Linked DNA regions of Homo sapiens: all the other regions are linked to region 1. A link is a contact called in ENCODE Hi-C or POLR2A ChIA-PET data. All regions are on one chromosome and are shown on one strand. The core of a region is the stretch at or near the end of the contact, and the rest is flanking DNA. Distances in the headings are between cores, read along the strand shown. Region 1 holds the start of RNF212B (ring finger protein 212B). Region 2 holds the start of AJUBA (ajuba LIM protein). Region 3 holds the start of PSMB5 (proteasome 20S subunit beta 5).

Region 1 (4,254 bases), core at 729-3,228:
AGCACAGTGGCTCACGCCTGTAATCCCAGCACTTTGGGAGGCCGAGGCAGGTGGATCACCTGAAGTCAAAAGTTTAAGACCAGCCTGGCCAACATGGTGAAACCCCATCTCTACTAAAAATATAAAAATTAGCTGGGCATGGTGGCAGGCACCTGTAATCCCAGCTAATCAGGAGGCTGAGGCAGGAGAATCACTTGAACCCAGGAGGCAGAGGTTGCAGTGAGCTGAGACCGTGCCATTGCACTCCAGCCTAGGCGACAGAGCCAGACTCCGTCTCAAAAAAAAAGAAAAAGAAAAAGAAAAAAGAAAATACAATCCTAAAAATATAAAAACAAAAAATGAATCGTCCATTTCTTTTTTAACTACTTCCTGTGATATGGTGAGAGTGGAGCCAAGAGAAGGTAGTGAACCAGAAAGAGAAGATCACATATTAGCCACTTGGGACACATTTTATCTAAGGGAAATAGGGCTGATGAATGATGGTATGGTCTCAGCTTGTATACTTTCCTTCCACAGAAGGAAATATACTTTTCTTCTGCAGAAACTCAGAATCAGGCCAAGCATGGTGTCTCACACCTGTAATCCCAGCACTTTGGGAGGCCGAGGTGGGTGGATCACCTGAGGCCAGGAGTTCAAGACCAGCCTGGCCAACGTGGCAAAACTCCGTCTCTACTAAAAATAAAAGAAAATTAGCTGGGTGTGGTGGTGCACGCCTGTAACCCCAGCTACTTGGGAAGCTGAGGCATGATAATTGCTTGAACCCAGGAGGTTGCAGTGAGCCAAGATCGTGCCACTGCACTCCAGCCTGGGCGACAGAGTGAGACTCCATCTGAAAAAAAAGAAACTCAGAATCATAGATCTGATATGGACTTTGAAAAATTACTTAATGTTTGTTCAGTCCCAACATTTTTCAAAAGAGGTACCTGATATTCAGTAAAATTAAATGACTTGTCGAAAGTTCCATCTTTAGTTATTGGTCTCCTGATTCCCCATGTAAAGTTCTTGCTCCCACATTAAATAACTTTTGTGTTAGACATGGTAATCATATAGCCTGTATTTTCTGCCAATACCAATTTCATATACTTTGTTAAATACCTGAGTAAATGTGACTTTGTAAGGTTTCTTTGTGGGATTATTATTATTATTATTATTATTATTATTATTATTATTATTATTTTGAGACAGGGTCTGGCTCTGTCTCCAGGTTGGAGTGCAGTGGCAGATCAGGGCTCGCTGCAGCCTGGAACTCCTGGGCTCAAGCGATCTTCCCACCTCAGCCTCTGGAGTAGCTGGGACTACAGGCGAGCACCACCACGCCTGGCTATTTTTTATTTTTATTTTTATTTTTTGTAGAGACAAGGCCTCTCTGTGTTACCCAGGCTGGTCTGGAACTCCTGGACTCAAACGATCCTCCTTCCTTGGCCTCCCAAAGTGCTGGGATTACAGGCGGGAGTCACTGCACCGGGACTTTTCGTAGGATGTGTGTGTGTGTGTAACCGCTGAGGGATACAAACTTCGTAAGATTTACGATAAAAAATGTACTGAATAAACAGCTCAACGCAAACGCATCCCACAGTGCCACGAGCTTCGTTGTCCTATTTGTTCGATCGTGATACACTAACTTTCACCAGCAAGTGAGTCTAAAAAACCACTGAAAAGGCCCCGTTCTATATGCCCAGGTTTGTTTAAGGGCAGCAACAATGTCATCCCCTGAATTGACCAGATGAGCCCAACATAAAAAAGGCAGTGAACAGGGTGATTAAGGCGACCCTGAGGGCAAAATTCCCCTGCTTTCCAGAGGCGATGGGGCCTCAGCCGTCTCAAGCTTCTCAGTTCTTTTTCTGGCTACACTCCCTACCCGCTTGGCCGCTGTGATTCCAGAAAGCCTCAGATCTCAGGAAATCATCCAGTTCTCCTCACGAAGAGCTGGACATGGCGGGAAAGTAAACAGCTGGCTTGGCACCGGGTGAGGAAAGAGGCTGGGCGCAGCCGAGGCGGTGTGAGAGGTGTGGGCGGGGCCTGGCGGTATGCTAAATCAGTGGGCGTGGCTCCGTGGCGTGCGCGGGGCGTGGGCGGGGCCCGCAGAGGCTGTCACTGGGCTAGGAGCGGCTCGCGGTGGCGGGAGAGGGGTGTAGGAGACTTTTCCCAGCAGCCCAGGAAAATTCACCTCACTTAAAAGATTGGGGACAAATAAACACTGTAACCTAATCCCATACATGTTACTGTGGAAACAAAAAGGTGAAAATAAAACCTAATTAATGTTCCAATAAACGATGAGAACGCAATATAAATTGTGGTCATAAAGTGGGCGAAAACTTTTGCTTAATATTCTAAAATGAAATGAAAATAATGGGTGCTTTGAAAGAATAGCGTAAAATCGGAAACAGGAAAATTTAAAAATGATGCGGACAAAGAACAGTGTGATATTAATTGAGAACTAACAAATTTCAATTAAAAAAAGTCAACCTTTATTCAGAAATTTTTGGCCAGGGGCGGTGGCTCACGCCTGTAATCCCAGCACCTTGGGAGGCCGAGGCGGGCGGATCACTTGAGGTCAGGAGTTATAGACCAGACTGGCCAACATGGCGAAACCCCGCTTCTACTAAAAATACAAAAATTAGCCGAGTGTGGCGACACGCACCTGTAATCTCAGCTACTGAGGAGGCTGAGGCAGGAGAATCGTTTGAACCCGGAAGGCGGAGGTTGCAGTGAGCCGAGATCGCGCCACTGCACTTCAGCCTGGGAGACAGAGAGAGACTCCGTCTTTAAAAAAAAAAAAAAATTAGCCGGGTGTGGTGGCGGGTGCCCGTAGTCCCAGCTACTTAGGGAGGCTGAGGCAGGTGTATCACTTAATCCCACGGGGTCGAGGCTGCAGTTAGCTGTGTTCACGCCACTGCACTCCAACCTGGTTGAGGGAGCAAGACACTGCCTCAAACAAAAAAAAAAAAAAAAGAGAGAGACAGAATAAGATTGGCATCAGATTTCTCCACAGAAGCATTCTAGATAACAATGAAACAACATTTTCCAGATTTTCACGGAAACTATGATCCCAGAAATTTATATCCCCTTATATTGTGTTCAGGTATAAAGGCCACTGGCAAAAAGCATGCAAATGAGCTTTTCCTGAGGAATCCACTTAGAGTAGTAGTTCTCAAACTTTTTGGTCTCAGGCTTCCTTTACAAAATTATTGAAGACCCTCCAAAGAGCTTTTGTTTATGTAAATTGCATCTACCAATATTTACCAAATTAGCAATTAAAAGTGAGAAATTTTAAAATATTTATTATTTGAAATTTTTAAATATTATTTGAAAACAATAATAAACCCCATTAAATGTGTGTTTGTTTGTTGTTGTTGTTTGGGGTTTTTTTGCTTTTTGTTGTTGTTGTTGTTGTTTTTTGAAGCAGAGTCTCACTCTGTCGCCAGGGCTGGAGTGCAGTGGCGCCATCTCGGCTCACTGCAACCTCCGCCTCCTGGGTTCAAGCGATTCTCCTGCCTCAGCCTCCTGAGTAGCTGGGATTACAGGCGCCTGCCATTACGCCCAGCTAATTTTTTCTATTTTTAGTAGAGACGGGGTTTCACCGTGTTGGCCAGGCTGCTCTCGAACTCCTGACATCATGATCCACCTGCCTTGGTCTCCCAAAGTGCTGGGATTACAGGTGTGAGCCACCGCGCCTGGCCAAAATGTTAATATAAATAATCTATGGAAAATATGTTTTCCAAAACAAGAAAAATTTAGTGAGAAGAGTGGCATCGTTTTTACATTTTTGTAATCTCTTGCTATGTAGCTTAATAGAAAGCTGGTGGAGTCCTATATTTGCTTCTGCATTAACTTTTGCAGTACGCTGTTTTGGTTGGAGTGTGTGAAGAACATTTGGATTCACTCAAATATGTGGGGAAAGAGAATGGTATTTAAATGGCCTTTTCAGATAATTGTGAACATTTCTCTTTGATATCACATAAAAATTCAGGAAGTCTGAGTTAAAAGTTGATTGCAAAGTGGGATCTGAACCATATCAATGAACTTTTTATAGCCGGTTACATTAAAATTATTTGGTCTGTTTTGCACTTTAAATGGATCTTTTGCCCATGCACGATTTTGTAACATCATACATTTAGACCAAACTGGTCATTTCAAAAATTTTGGTTCACTGAGTTATACACATCAGTGCATTTTGTTATACAATATTAAATATTGACACAGTTCATTACACAATATAAAAAATCACTTTTGTTAATATCACTATCTATCTCA
Region 2 (4,254 bases), core at 485-2,984, 260 kb after region 1:
ATTCTTCTGCCTCAGCCTCCCAAGTAGCTGGGACTACAGGTGCACGCCACCACACCGGCTAATTTTTGTATTCTTAGTAGAGACGGGGTTTCACCATACTGGCCAGGCTGGTTGCAAACTCCTGACCTCGTGATCCCGCCGCCTCTGCCTTCCAAAGTGCTGGGATTACAGGCGTGAGCCACCGCTCCCGGCCGTTGGCTGGTATTTAATTAGGTATGTTTAGCTTCATCTAGGGTTTCTTTAAAAAAAATTATTATTTATTTTTGAGAATTTTTTTGAGACGGAGTCTTGCTCTGTCGCCCAGGCTGGAGTGCAGTGGCCGTGATATTGGCTCACTGCAACCTCTGTCTCCCGGGTTCAAGCGATTCTCCCGCCTCAGCCTCTCGAGTGGCTGGGACTATAGGCGTGCGCCACCACGCCTGGCTAATTTTTGTATTTTTAGTAGAGATAGGGCTTCACCATGTTGGCCAGGCTGGTCTGAACTCTTGACTTCAAGTGATCCGCCCGCCTCAGCCTCCCAAAGTGGTGGGATTACAGGCGTGAGCCACCGCGCCCGGCTGCTTCAGCCAGGGTTTCTTTTCCTTATTCTTGATCCTTTTAAAATAGTCAATATCAGCCTCTTTTCCATCCTGATCATTTTCATTTGCAATTTCCTCTACACGGCATTTCTTTTCTTCCTCTTAATACTTACTCTGTATCACCAGTCTTCTGTGGACCAAAACCAAAGGGAGAAGGTGTTCGCTAGCCCTAAAACCAGGCCTTCGATCTCCACAGTCACCTGAAATGAGAAAAATCTCATTTCCCAACACCAGGGGGTGTCTATCCCTCTAACTGTCCTACCCTTAAGGTAGAGATTAGTCCCAAACCTTTTCCTCACTCCTTTTCACTGCTTCTACATACACACTATATCTCTTTCCCTCCCTCTCAAAGTAGAGATTAGTCCCATTTTCCTGACTCCTTTTCACTGCTTTTACAAATCACAAAACTTTTGGGTCCAGAAGGTGGTGCCTTTTTATTGCAGTTTATCTGTTTGTCTCTCATTCTCTCTGGACAAGCTTGTCCTTTCCTTTGTCTGCGCACCCTTCGGTCTCTGCATCGTCCACACTCCTCTTTGCTCCTCAGCTCTCCCTTTCTTTCGCTACCTCTTCCCTCTTCCACCTCTCTCTGTGGGCTTCGTCGCCTTTCAGGGCTATCTTTACGTACACGTCTCTGAACCTCTTTATGCATTTGTCTTCTTTCTCTCTGTCTTCCTCTTTATGGCTCTCTCCTTGTCTCACCATTTCTGTACCAGTCTCTCTCCATCTCTCCCACAGTCCCCACGCTGGGAACAAAGTCACGGTGCTAGCGCAGAACATGCCTCCTGTCGTCCGGTCCCGGGACGCGACACATTCCACCATGCCCCTCCGCGCATTCCAACTGCAGACAAAGAGTCCCCGTCCCCTACCCCCACACTCTTTCCTATTCCAATTCTTCAGTGTTGTAGGGGCAGCTGCCCCAACTGCCCCTGCCCGCCTCTCACGTCCAGTCCGCGGGTCTCCACATCCAGGGCAGTTAGCGCCTTCCGCTGCACGCACACCAGCTATCCCTGCGCGGACACCCCCGGCGCTCTCGCACACACCGCGCTCCGCCCCCCTAGGAAAGTAGATCCGGCCAGGCAGACAAAAGTTTGGGAGAGAAGTTCGGTCTGTGGCTAGCGTGAGAGCTAGGGGGGCGGGGGCCGGGGAGAGTGGGGCAGTCGGGCGAGTCGACGCGTGAACAGATAGACCTGCGGACTGGACAGCCGCGGCCAGAGACCCTGCTAGCCCCGCTCAGCCCCAGATGCGCGGGGGGACGCAGCCCCTCCCGCTGGGGGATGCTGTGGGATTCCTGGCGCAGGGCATCCAGGCCGCCCGCTAAGCCCCTGTGCCTCCCCTGTGCCCCTGGGGAACCAGAGTCCGGCTGCAGGGAAAGAGAACCGGCCGCCGAGACGCCGCAGGGTGCCAGGCGGGGAGGGGGCGAGAGGCCCCAGGCCCGAGGGCATGGAGCGGTTAGGAGAGAAAGCCAGTCGCCTGCTGGAGAAGTTCGGCCGCAGAAAGGGTGAATCTAGCCGGTCTGGGTCTGACGGGACCCCCGGGCCGGGCAAGGGGCGCCTAAGTGGGTTGGGGGGACCTAGGAAGTCAGGGCCCCGAGGAGCTACTGGGGGACCTGGGGATGAGCCGTTGGAGCCGGCCCGGGAGCAAGGTTCCCTGGACGCTGAGCGAAATCAGCGCGGCTCCTTTGAGGCGCCGCGCTACGAAGGCTCTTTTCCCGCGGGGCCGCCGCCCACCCGGGCCTTGCCTCTACCTCAGTCGTTGCCCCCCGATTTTCGGCTGGAGCCCACGGCCCCGGCCCTCAGCCCCCGCTCTAGCTTCGCCAGTAGCTCGGCCAGCGACGCGAGCAAGCCGTCCAGCCCCCGGGGCAGCCTGCTGCTGGACGGGGCGGGGGCTGGCGGAGCTGGAGGTAGCCGGCCCTGCAGCAATCGCACCAGCGGCATCAGCATGGGCTACGACCAGCGCCACGGGAGCCCCTTGCCAGCGGGGCCGTGCCTGTTTGGCCCACCCCTGGCCGGAGCACCGGCAGGCTATTCTCCCGGAGGGGTCCCGTCCGCCTACCCGGAGCTCCACGCCGCCCTGGACCGATTGTACGCTCAGCGGCCCGCGGGGTTCGGCTGCCAGGAAAGCCGCCACTCGTATCCCCCGGCCCTGGGCAGCCCTGGAGCTCTAGCCGGGGCCGGAGTGGGAGCGGCGGGGCCCTTGGAGAGACGGGGGGCGCAACCCGGACGACACTCTGTGACCGGCTACGGGGACTGCGCCGTGGGCGCCCGGTACCAGGACGAGCTAACAGCTTTGCTTCGCCTGACGGTGGGCACCGGTGGGCGAGAAGCCGGAGCCCGCGGAGAACCCTCGGGGATTGAGCCGTCGGGTCTGGAGGAGCCACCAGGTCCTTTCGTTCCGGAGGCCGCCCGGGCCCGGATGCGGGAGCCAGAGGCCAGGGAGGACTACTTCGGTGAGTGAGAGAAGTGGTTAGGGACGGGAAGGGACCCGTCACGGTATTCGGTTCTCCACTGCCCCGACGGCCCAAAGTGCCGGTGCCCCGGGGTCCGAGGTGAAGACGCGGGACTAGGAAAGAAGCAAGAGGGATGGATGGGGGCGGCCCCAGAGCACTGTCCCCTTCCTGCTAGTTTTCAGATGAACCAGGGCTCCTTATTTCTGCTAAATTCAACCCCCCTGGTATCTCGTGAGTCCGTTTCTCAAGCATTTGAACCTCGGTTTTTTGCGGCAGGAGGCCTCGTAGGGAAGGGACCAAGTGGGGCAGTGAAGGCGCATCCCCCCCAACTTGCTCCCCCCTTTCACGGCGGTGCCCCTGGAGGTTTGTGCGCGCCGCGCCCCCACCCGGGCCCAGGCTCCGCCCGCAGGAATTCGGAGAATGCGCGGGTGGGGGGGCGGGGCAGGCTGGCCGCGTGCGTGCCGACTCCTGCCCGGGCGCTCCAGGTGCCCGCGGGCGGGGCGGCTGCCGCCGCGCGGCGGAGGGGTGGGGTTCGGGGATCGGGGGACGCTCCCTAGCATACGCGGAGTAGTGGCGGCTGTCGGGGAAATGGAGCCTGGGAGACAGGATGGAGCGCCCTGGGACCCAACTGCTGTCCCTCCCCAGTCCTGTTGGCTAGGTGCGTGCGTGGGCATTTAATCAGAGACCCAGTAGTACCAGCTTCTATTTTCCCCATCCTCCGGAAGTCAGGGTAAAAGTCATGACTACTGGGACACCATTACCTCTGGATGGATAACGACCCTGTGTTATTGCCAGAAATAACTTGGCCTTGAATTCTGCTTATAACCTCTCAGAATTCAGGCCAGAAGTAGCGCCTTACTTCCTGACACTGTTAAGGAAACCTGGTCGCTGTCTCCCTCCCCTACTCTGTTCAGGAAGTATTGATTGATTATATGTCTCAGCTATGAGGAACATTAGGGTCTTGAAAGATCTTTTAGTCAAAATTCACAGGCACTGCTACACACATAAAAAACTTCGAATCTGATTGTGATTGGAAAGAAGTGGCAGGCTTACCGCCTAAGGGCTGTGGGCCTCTTTCACTTTTCTAAGCATCTCTTCTTACCACTCATGCCCCACTCCTGGACCCCATGCTGTAGAACTCTATGGCTAGAAAAGTGAATAGGAAGAGGAACGCGGCCAGGGAGGGATGGTTGGGTAGGAGGTTCAGAGGTAGCAGGGCGGCAGGCTATA
Region 3 (4,254 bases), core at 1,167-3,666, 200 kb after region 1:
CATCTCAAAAAAATAAAATAAAATAAGGAGAATATTTCAGCAATTCCAGAATGAGGACATAAGAAGCCAAAGGTGGTATCAGTTGTAATGAAAAAGAATGTGAGAAACACTGAAGTGGAAATAATCAACAGGACCATGCAACTAACTGGATATGAAGGAAAGAAAAAAGCTGTAAAAGATAAGCAAGGACTTCAAGCCTTTTTGACTAGAAGACCACTGCTGTCATTCTTTCAGGTGTTCATTTGGCAAATATGTATTAAGCATACAGTGGGTACAGAAATGAATAGTAAGTACTTGTATTTAAAAGCTCACAATCCGGTAGGAGATAAATGTAATTTCTAACCAGGTAAAATGTAAAAGGGCCTTAAGAGAGGTACACATGCTATCAGTGGCAGAGTGAAAAACCACTGGAAGGAGGCAGAAAGACTAGTTGCACTGCAGGGGTGACTGCAAAATAATATATGCTCAGTAAACAGACGCACTCCGCATTTTCCACATCATCCAAGTGTGAAACACAAAGATCTCCTGTTTAATTCTATTCTGATGATTGGGCTTGGAAAGGGTTGCCAATTTCAGCATTAAAAATACAGCATAGGCCAGGCGCAGTGGTTCACACCTGTAATCCCAGCACTTTGGGAGGCCGGGGCAAGCGGATCACCTGAGGTCAAGAGTTTGAGACCAGCGTGGCCAATATGGTGAAACCCCATCTCTACTAAAAATACAAAAATTAGCCAGGCGTGAGGCCGGGCACGGTGGCTCATGCCTGTAATCCCAGCACTTTGGGAGGCCGAGGTGGGTGGATCACGAGGTCAGGAGATCAAGACCATCCTGGCTAACAAGCGGATCACCTGAGGTCAAGAGTTTGAGACCAGCGTGGCCAATATGGTGAAACCCCATCTCTACTAAAAATACAAAAATTAGCCAGGCGTGAGGCCGGGCACGGTGGCTCATGCCTGTAATCCCAGCACTTTGGGAGGCCGAGGTGGGTGGATCACGAGGTCAGGAGATCAAGACCATCCTGGCTAACACGGTGAAACCCCGTCTCTACTAAACACACACACACACACACACACACACACACACACACACACACACACAAATTAGCCTGTTGTGGAGGCAGGCGCCTGTAATCCCAGCTACTCGGGAGGCTGAGGCAGGAGAATCGCTTGAACCTGGGAAGCAGAGGTTGCAGTGAGCAGAGATCGTGCCACTGTGTTCCAGCCTGGGGGACACAGCAAGACTTGGTCTCAAAAAACAAACAAACAAACAAACAAAAACAATACAGCATATGCAGAGTCTGCTGGGGGAAAGATGGGGCCGAACTGGGCATCAGAGGAAAGTGGAATTTCGGTGTTGATAGATGTTGCTGCTAGAATCCAACAAGGAAGGCCAGAGACTGACTTCATAGAACCATAAAGCAGGAGGCAACATTTCATACATATGCACACTTCCCGGTTTGTTATAGTTCCCAAAAGATTTGAAAAATGAAGGTGGGTGGAGGGAGGAAGAGGCAATGAAATATAGTATGTTCCTGAATAAAAGGCATCATCTTAGCAAGTTGAAGTTAGAGAATCTCTTGGTACATATTTATGCAGTCTCAACCGTCCTCCCGTCTCTGAGATGGTAAATTACTACTGACACTTATTCAGGTCTGAACTGAGAATCTAGTTTGTGGATTAACTGGACCCTTTGCTTTTTCTTCTTCCATCTGCCTTTTAGGCAATTCATTACTTATTCGAATTTCCACCAGAAGGTAGGAGTCAAGAGAACGAATATTGGATATTAATAACCGGTTACTGTTAAAGAAGGGTTGCTGTATGGCGACTGACAACAAGAGGTATAGCACTTTTATTTTGTTGCGTTGTTTTACCACTAATTGCTGTGGTTTAACTAATATAGGGAAATGGCCTCAGAATGGATCATTATTTTACCCAATTTTAGAAGGTGCCCTTAAACAAGATGGCAACCTCAGGCGCGTTAACAAGGTGCTGAAGCAGCAGCGATGTAACCTGTTGCTTGGACACCAGGCTGGAGTGGGAGGACTCACCGCTAAGGGTTCAGAACCGATTTTCAACCAGTCACGCCCTTCTCAAAGATGGCCGACCTCACTTCCCTTACGCAACATGGACGTTTTCAGTCACTTCCTGTGATTTTGAGGTTATTCTGATCCAGGACTACTTGCATGACCAAAGCCAAGATGGCAGGTACGTCCTTTTAGAATTTAAGGTTAGTGAAGCCATCTATTTCCCCGACCCCCTTCAGTGAAAATGGTCTTTCGCATCTGGCTCTTCTTTTTGGAGGCGTGCTTGCCAGCAGTCAAAATGGCTCCATTCCGGAATAGATTTAATAGGAAGTGAAGCTGTGACGGCGAGGCGTTGCCCGGCCTATCTTTGCTAGGCGTTCTCAGAATTAGTTCTTTCTGCCCACACTAGACATGGCGCTTGCCAGCGTGTTGGAGAGACCGCTACCGGTGAACCAGCGCGGGTTTTTCGGACTTGGGGGTCGTGCAGATCTGCTGGATCTAGGTCCAGGGAGTCTCAGTGATGGTCTGAGCCTGGCCGCGCCAGGCTGGGGTGTCCCAGAAGAGCCAGGAATCGAAATGCTTCATGGAACAACCACCCTGGCCTTCAAGGTGTGGAGCCAGCCCCCTTGCCAGGCTGAGTACTGAACGCCCGCGACTTGCCTGGCCTCCCAGCCTGACCGGAGTTTGCGGTGGCCTTGGCCACCAACCCAGGCGGAGGCTGGGTCCTCTCGTTCGGACCGCAGCAGTTTTGCTGTCTCATTGGCCCAGGAGGCCCCTGTCTTTGCTCTGGTTGGAAAGGGTGGCGGTGGGGCCGGGGGTAAGTCGGGGGAGGAAGGTGAGGCCTCTTGGGTTGATTCCTAGGCGACCCCAGGTTGCTGCTGTTCAGGATCTTCTAGCTGGGAAAGGCCGCAACAACAATGAATCTTGGCCGAGGGAAGGCTATTGTAAACGTTTACCAAAGTTTTGGAAACTGGGCGGCCCCTCAAGGCAGGGGTAACTGAAACTGGCATGAAGGGGAAGCGTGGTGAGGGTAAGCATTGTACTAAGAATCAGACATTTGGGGTTCCTTGCCCAGCTCTGCAATAACTAGCTCTAGATTGAGAAATCATTTGATTTCATTGAACCTGTTTCCTCATCTATAAAATGATTTGTTTTTTTTTTTTTTTTGAAACAGGGCTTTTCGCTGTCGCTCAGGCTGGAGTGCAGTGGCTCCAGCGCCTCAGCCTCCAGAGTAGCTGACACTATAGGCACACACCACCACGACAGGCTAAGTTTTTTTACTTTTTGTAGAGATGGATCTCCCTGTGTTGCCCAGGCTGGTCTCCAGCACCTGGCCTCAAGCGGTCCTCCCGCCTTGGTCTCCCAAAATGCCTGGGTTACAGGAGTGAGCCACCACGCCCATCCTATAAAATGAATTTAATATGGGTTATATCCATGTCAAGGGATTGATGTGAAGCTCGGGTGACATTAATATATGGTGAAGTATAGAAGTATACTGTGAAGTATAAAAGGACGGAGAAAGAGATGTGCTGGGTTTGGATTGATGCAAAAAGAAGTATGTAGGAGTGTTTTTGTGGTCTTATGTGGCCTGTTTTGTGTTTTCCTCTGATCTTAACAGTTCCGCCATGGAGTCATAGTTGCAGCTGACTCCAGGGCTACAGCGGGTGCTTACATTGCCTCCCAGACGGTGAAGAAGGTGATAGAGATCAACCCATACCTGCTAGGCACCATGGCTGGGGGCGCAGCGGATTGCAGCTTCTGGGAACGGCTGTTGGCTCGGCAATGTCGAATCTATGAGCTTCGAAATAAGGAACGCATCTCTGTAGCAGCTGCCTCCAAACTGCTTGCCAACATGGTGTATCAGTACAAAGGCATGGGGCTGTCCATGGGCACCATGATCTGTGGCTGGGATAAGAGAGGCCCTGGTGAGTTAAGCTGCAACCACATGATCCTTGGGCTGACACTACAGTGAGGAGGGGTTGGATGGACAGATGAATTAAAGGGCTTGGTGTCAATGCTGAAGAAGTGTAATTAGGTCCTTAGCCCTTCCTTCTCTCTTTTTTTTTTTCCTGTTTTTTTAGACTGTGTCTCATTCTGTCGCTCAGGCTGGAGTGCAGTGGCATGATCTCAGCTCACTGCAGCCTCCGCCCCCAGGTTCAGGAATTCAAGACCAGCCTGGCCAACATGGCGAAACCCCATCTCTACTAAAAATACAAAAATTAGCCCGGCGT

The links. Hi-C counts contacts between places; a loop is a spot of excess contacts on that map. ChIA-PET counts read pairs that join two places held with the same protein, here RNA polymerase II (POLR2A). Pooled maps may share reads with other maps.
Region 2: a loop to region 1 is called in a pooled map, with 2.8 times the contacts of the local background. The contact joins the promoter of AJUBA here to the promoter of RNF212B in region 1. A Hi-C loop is called at or near these places in 1 of 50 pooled maps. POLR2A ChIA-PET finds 5 or more read pairs at or near these places in 2 of 52 experiments (HEK293 and activated T-cell).
Region 3: a loop to region 1 is called in a pooled map, with 3 times the contacts of the local background. The contact joins the promoter of PSMB5 here to the promoter of RNF212B in region 1. A Hi-C loop is called at or near these places in 1 of 168 maps with a recorded cell type or tissue (mesothelial cell of epicardium) and 2 of 50 pooled maps. POLR2A ChIA-PET finds 5 or more read pairs at or near these places in 2 of 52 experiments (activated T-cell and naive thymus-derived CD8-positive, alpha-beta T cell).

The regions. Positions count from the first base shown.
Region 1 is chr14:23,235,660-23,239,913 of GRCh38, reverse strand. RNF212B (ring finger protein 212B) reads right to left here and starts at 1,978. Exons shown (of 15, transcript NM_001282322.3): 1 at 1,859-1,978. RefSeq lists a silencer at 1,924-2,288.
Region 2 is chr14:22,980,031-22,984,284 of GRCh38, reverse strand. It overlaps AJUBA (ajuba LIM protein), which reads left to right and starts at 1,734. Exons shown (of 8, transcript NM_032876.6): 1 at 1,734-3,024. The coding sequence starts at 2,019. RefSeq lists enhancers at 754-1,719, 1,720-2,685.
Region 3 is chr14:23,033,062-23,037,315 of GRCh38, reverse strand. PSMB5 (proteasome 20S subunit beta 5) reads left to right here and starts at 2,416. Exons shown (of 3, transcript NM_002797.5): 1 at 2,416-2,632; 2 at 3,642-3,948. The coding sequence starts at 2,435. RefSeq lists enhancers at 1,942-2,236, 2,021-2,690, 1,491-2,690.